Regions from separate parts of the Homo sapiens genome. Here region 2 is linked to region 1. A link is a loop called in an ENCODE intact Hi-C map of the cell type or tissue named here. Cell type or tissue: dorsolateral prefrontal cortex. All regions are shown on one strand. Links, peaks and the distances in the headings refer to the core of each region. The heading gives the core; the rest is flanking DNA. Region 1 overlaps RAP1GAP2 (RAP1 GTPase activating protein 2). Region 2 overlaps SGSM2 (small G protein signaling modulator 2).

The links. A loop is a pair of places that touch in the nucleus more often than their neighbours do. Peaks named below come from ENCODE experiments on the same cell type or tissue, not always from the same donor. Only the 100,000 strongest peaks of a DNase experiment are listed, where the experiment ranks them.
Region 2: a loop joins it to region 1, with 2.9 times the contacts of the local background. A loop is called at or near these places in 3 of 110 quality-filtered maps.

The regions. Positions count from the first base shown.
Region 1 is chr17:3,011,825-3,014,729 of GRCh38, reverse strand. All of the region lies in intron 17 of RAP1GAP2 (RAP1 GTPase activating protein 2), which reads right to left. Among named protein-coding and RNA genes, the nearest start is that of RAP1GAP2-AS1, 47 kb to the right of the region's middle. In dorsolateral prefrontal cortex, for the core only: CTCF peaks have their summits at 1,368 and 1,569 (motif pointing right); DNase peaks (open chromatin) are centred at 1,283 and 1,579; H3K27ac peaks cover 586 bases.
Region 2 is chr17:2,381,038-2,383,921 of GRCh38, reverse strand. It overlaps SGSM2 (small G protein signaling modulator 2), which reads right to left. Exons shown (of 24, transcript NM_014853.3): 24 at 2,868-2,884. Among named protein-coding and RNA genes, the nearest start is that of MNT, 19 kb to the left of the region's middle. RefSeq lists an enhancer at 892-1,101. In dorsolateral prefrontal cortex, for the core only: CTCF peaks have their summits at 979 and 1,180 (motif pointing left); a DNase peak (open chromatin) is centred at 1,161; H3K4me3 peaks cover 401 bases; H3K27ac peaks cover 1,131 bases.

The DNA of each region.
Region 1 (2,905 bases), core at 289-2,788:
AAAAATACAAAAATTAGCCAGGCATGGTGGTGTGTGCCTATAATCCCAGCTACTCGGCAGGCTGAGGCAGAAGAATTGCTTGAATCCAGGAGGCTGGGGTTGCAGTGAGCCGAGATCGCACCACTGCACTCCAGCCTGGGTGACAGAACGAGACTGTCTCAAAAAAAAAAAAAAAAAAAAAAAATCAGCATCTTTACATTCTCTTGGTGCCCTTGTGCGTTGACAACACCATCATCAATCATGACATTCCAAACTAATCATTTATATTCTGCAATCCAGTCCAGCACCACACAATGACACTGCAGTCAACAGACTGCATAGATGACACTGGTCCTATTAAGATTCTAATACTATATTTTTACTGTACCTTTTCCATATTTAGATGTTTAGTATACAAATGCCTGTCTTTGTGTTACAATTACCTACAATATTCAGTAAAGGAACCTGCTGCACAGCTTTGTAACCTGGCAGCCACAGGCTCTATAGCCGACGTGTGTCCTAGGCTCGACCATCCAGGTCTGTGCTGGCAGCCACGCGCCCTATAGCCAACGTGTGTCCTAGGCTAGACCATCCAGGTCTGTGCTGGCAGCCACACGCTCTATAGCCGACGTGTGTCCTAGGCTAGACCATCCAGGTCTGTGCTGGCAGCCACGGGCTCTATAGCCGACGTGTGTCGTAGGACGTATTCCCGTCATTTCTCAGGACGTATTTCCCGTCGTTGAGTGACACGTGATTGTATTCCTCCCTGTCTCTTTCCCAGAAAGGATTCCATGTGGGAAATAGTAACTCCTGTGTAACAGTATCTGGTCTCATGAGCTTCACATACAAGATCTATTGAATCTCTACAATTCTGAGATGCAGAGAGGACAGGCATTGGACAGAAAAAGTTCTGAAGGGTAAATTATTGCCCAAGCCCACATAGCAGGTAAGAGATAGAGCCAGGATCCAAACCCAGAACCCTGGGCTCCAGATAAAAGGGTCCCTGTATATTAAAAACTGGTCCAGGTTGAAAATACAATTCAACTGGTGGATGACTGAAGGATGATTAGAAACCACGAATTTTCAAGGCTCCCACCAAAAAAAAAAAAAAAAAAAAAGAAAAGAAAAGAAAAGAAAAACTCAGAGGCTGGTGTCAGGGAGGACACTGGCTCCTCAATTAGTCCTGGTGCAGCCGCCGGAGTCAGCAAGGTAAGTGTGAGGAGGCGGCAGGCTGGGTAAGTGTGAGGAGTCAGCACCGGGTCTTCTGTCCCTCTAGCGGGGCAAATGCAAGACAGATGCCAACTCTGCTCCAAGAGACCATGACTCCGACCCAGGAGTGGAGCAGGGCCAAGCACAAGGCCTGAGCTCTCTCGTGGACCCCCAAAACAGCGGGGCCATCCTGACATCACAACTCCCCATCAGGAGGAAAAGGAGGGGGCAAAGACGCCAAAGACCAAGGATTCTTGGCGGGGCCCTGCTGTGCTCCACCTGCCATCACTGGCACTGCTAGGGGGACCGGCTTACAGGTACCTCCCTGCAGGTACTGCGGGGCCACAAAGACTGCCAGGGATAGCTGTGGCCCCTCCTGCCACTAGGGGTCAGGTCAGACCAAGGCATGAACTATCACAGTCCCTCAAAGGCTGGGAGAAATGAACCTGGCAACTCCCAGCTTGCCACGGTCCCGGGTCCATCACAGCCAGCCCGGCAGCCTTCTCCTCCCCGGTCCTCTGCTCCACCTCTGTGCGATGAGGTCAGTGGAGGGCTGGGTGAGCTCAGCATTTCTCAAAATGTGGCCTGCACGTGCTCTACGTCCATCTGACGTCGGTACAGCAAGTATCATCACTTTTCATTGCATTACGGACCAATAACAACCTCATCAACAGCTGGCAGTAACTGAGAATGGCACTGGAAAATGGTCTAGAGATCAGCATCGTTCAAACATAACGTACAGCTCTTTCATCGTGAAAGCTGTTCTCGCAAGACTCCCGAGAATCTGCTCACAGACCCCCAACCCCAGTGGCCCCATGGGCTGCGTATGCAGTGCTGACTTCAGGCCTTACCTATTTACCCTATAGGAACATCTCTTAATTTGGAGTGATCACTGCAAACTTTAGGTTTGTTTTTTTTTTTTTTTTTTTTTTTTTTGAGACACAGTCTGGATCTGCTGTGCAGTGGCGCAATCTCAGCTCACTGCAACCTCCACCTCCCAGGTTTGAGCAATTCTCCTGCCCCAGCCTCCCAAGTAGCTGGGATTACAGGTGTGCACCACCACGCCCATCTGATTTTTGTATTTTTAGTAGAGACAGGGTTTCACCACGTTGGCCAGGCTGGTCTCGAACTCCTGACCTCAGGTGATCCACCTGCCTCGGCCTCCCAAAGTGCTGGGATTACAGACGTGAGCCACCGCGCCCAGCCAAACGTTCAGTCTTTATAATTGGAAGGTTTTTTTTTTTAGATCTAAGTGAAAATGCAAACTTTAGAAGTGTTTGTAGAACCAGCAGATTCCTGAGACTATCTCCAAGCAGTTCAGCTTGAAAAGTAGGTCTAGATGTCCAAAAGCCAACTGTTCTGTGTCTCATGGGAGAAACGCTTCCATTACAGCTGGGAGGACAGAAGTGAGCTGTAAGGAACTGCTCCAAGCGGGGTGAGGTGCCAGGCGGCACAACACAGGGCAATGGCAGGCCTGCTGCTCAGGAGAAAGATCAAGGGTCAGTGCTGACGTGGGGGAGCAGCAGCCTCACCAGGGGCAAGGATGGATGGCTGAGATGGCTTTCAGCCCTGGGGATTCTCAGTTATGCTCCCATCAGCCTGGGAAATGAGAACTTTGACAGGAAGGAGGCCGGGCGCAGTGCCTCACGCCTGTAATCCCAGCACTTTGGGAGGCCAAGATGGGCGGATCACCTGATGTCAGGAGTTCAAGATCAGC
Region 2 (2,884 bases), core at 1-2,500, 630 kb after region 1:
CCGCTCTGAAAATGGCAGTTCTGGTCGGTCTGAAACTTTTGCAAAGCTTCGTATTTCCTCAGACCATTTTACAAGCATTATCTTGTTTCATCTTTCAACAGCCAAGTGAAGTAAATAAGCCAGACTTAGCCCCATTTTGGCAGATAAGGAAACAGGATTGAGGTGGCCCAGTGACTTGTTGAGGCCACACGGCTAGCTGGAGACTTCGTTGGAGCTGCAGTCAGACCTCTGAACTGGGTACAGAGTTCTTACCCAGCATCTGCCACCCTTGTGGCACCTGGGGCCAGTCCTAGACTCGGATCCAATAAAAAAGGTACAGGGGAGTTGCCCCAGGGATTGGGCACAGAGGGTGAGAGCTTCCTGAGGGGCTGCTCTGGGGGTGCAGTTACAACAGGTCAGCCGGGGAGTCCATAAAGCTGTCCTCTAAGGGAAAGGAACAAGGGGAAGAAGAGGCTGGAGGTCAGGGGCAAAGAGCCGTGTTCTCAGCTGGGCTGGAAGCCCCTTGTCCCTGTGGCTGTGTCTTCTCTCCCTGGGCAGGCTGTCATGGGAGGAGGTGGTGTGGGAAGTGAGGTCAGGGAGCCACTAGCTAGGCCTTGCTGGAGACCAGGCTGGGCAAGGGGGCCCAGCTTCTCATTTCCACCCTGACAGTACCTGACTGACTCCCAGTCCCCACAGGGGAGACTGACTCTGCGTCTCTTCCTGAGGTGGGGTGGGTAGGGGTTATCCTTGAGGAAGGGAGTGCTGTCTTGGGTCCTGTTTTCTGAAAGAGAAGAGTTGACTTCAAAAAGTTCAGGCCGGGCACGGTGGCACACGCCTGTAATCCCAGCACTTCGGGAGGCTTAGGTGGGCAGATCACCTGAGGTCTGGAGTTCGAGACCAGCCTGGCCAACATGGCAAAAACCCTTCTCTACTAAAAATACAAAAATGAGCCGGGCATGGTGGTGCATGCCTATGATCCCAGCTACTCAGGAGGCTGAGGCAGGAGAATCACTTGAACCCGGGGGGTGGAGGCTGCAGTGAGCCGAGATTGCGCCACTGCACTCCAGCCTGGGAGACAGAGCGAGACTCTGTCTCAAAAAAAATTTTTTTAATTAAAATGAAAGTTCGGAATCCAGCCCTCCCTACTGAGCCTGCCCTTTTTACTTGTGAGACGCGGGCTCCCTCTGCTGGTAGCTCCTGGAAGAGCTGGGTCACTTCCATTAGCTCACTAAGCGACGCTTTAGGGAAGGGATAGGGTGAGGGTTAACCCTTCCTGGGTGCATGCTCAGTGCCAGGCCCTGTGCCCACTGGGAACACAGATGAAGACCCTCCCCAGGCAGTGATAACTTGGCTGTCATCTGAGGGCTGTCACTAAATCTTTAGGCAGAAGCTGTACTCAAAGCTCCCCCTCACCCACAGTTCTCACTCACCCATGGCTCAGCTGGAGCTTATAAGAAAGGGGCCTGTGGTCAGGATAAAGTATGAATCCAGGTGCTTCCATTTACCAGCTCCTGCTCTGTAAGAGGAAGACCTGACTTTCCAGATTGCAAAGGTTCCTTGAGATGGTGTTTGGAGAGCCCACTGTGCTGCTTGCTCTTCCCGCCCCAGCTGTCCCATCGTTTTGAAAAGCTGTGGGATCCCCTCTGGTCCCAGGATCCCAGTCCAGTAGTCAGGGGGAGTAGGGCAGGACGGAAGTGTGTGAAGGGTTACTCCCAGGCTAGGTGAAATTTCCTTTAGGTGGTCACAGCAAAGGAATTCTGACTCCTCCAGGCAACAGAGTCGGCTGGCGGGTCGGGGGTGTTCCCCTGAAGGGCTCATCAAGTTCCCTGGCCCCAGAGCTCTCTCTGCACCAACTGGTTTCTTTGGGTAGCTCTGGCCACTAGTTTGCACTCTTTCCTAAAAGCTGGGTTCAGGGCCAGATGCAGTGGCTCAAGCCTGTAATCCCAGCACTTCGGGAGGCCAAGTGGGTGGACTGCTTGAGGCCAGAGTTCAAGACTAGCCTGAGCAACAGTGAGCCTCTGCCTCTACCAAAAAGATAGAAAAACTGCCATGATGGGGGCCTGCATCCCTGGCTACTTGGGAGGCTGAGTTGGGAGGATCGCTTGAGCCTAGGAGTTCAAGGCTGCAGTGAGCCATGATCATACCATTGCACTCCATTCTGGGAGAGATAGCAAGACTCTGTGTCTGTCTATCTGTCTGTCTCTCTCTCTGTATAATAAAGCTGGGTTCAGCCTGCTAGGACCATGGGCTGGGGTCTTCAGCTTTGAGTGAGTGGAAAACAGGCCCTAATGTCCAGGAAGCCAGTGTCCTCTAGGGTAGAAGACATGTTGTGTGACTGGTGTCTTCTCCCTGGAGCCATCGACGATGGGACCAGTAGCACTCGGGTTGGGGAAGGGCAGGAAGAGAGGTGCAGACCCGTTACAGCTGGGCCTGTCTATAGCTCAGCAGGGTCTGACTCCTCCTGACACTCCCCTCCGGCCTCTCAGACAGTGCTCGGGGTGAGAGCCACACCCACAGGGGCAGCTCCGTTGCCATCAGCTGCAGTGGCATAGTCAAGCTCCAGCTTCTCATTGCAGCCTGGTCAGTAGGGCAGGCAGGGGGTAGGGATGGGACAGGGACCTTCTCTCATCCACAGGCTAGAGGGGCCACTGGTCATCGTGAGATGGGGCCATGACTCTGGGGTGAGGTCCCCTCAAGGGCGCTGAGTACTTGAGGTTTGGCTATCAAATCACCCTGACTTCCTGACCAGCCCACACCCTCCAGACTGGCGGCTGGAGTACCTCTCTTGGAAACTTTAGTTTTTTGCCGTCCTCGCCTTTTGGGGCTGGCCGACTGTGGAGCTTAAAGAAGGCACGTGGTCTCTCAGTGTCCAGTCCCAGAGGCTCCAGTGTTGACAAATGTTGTT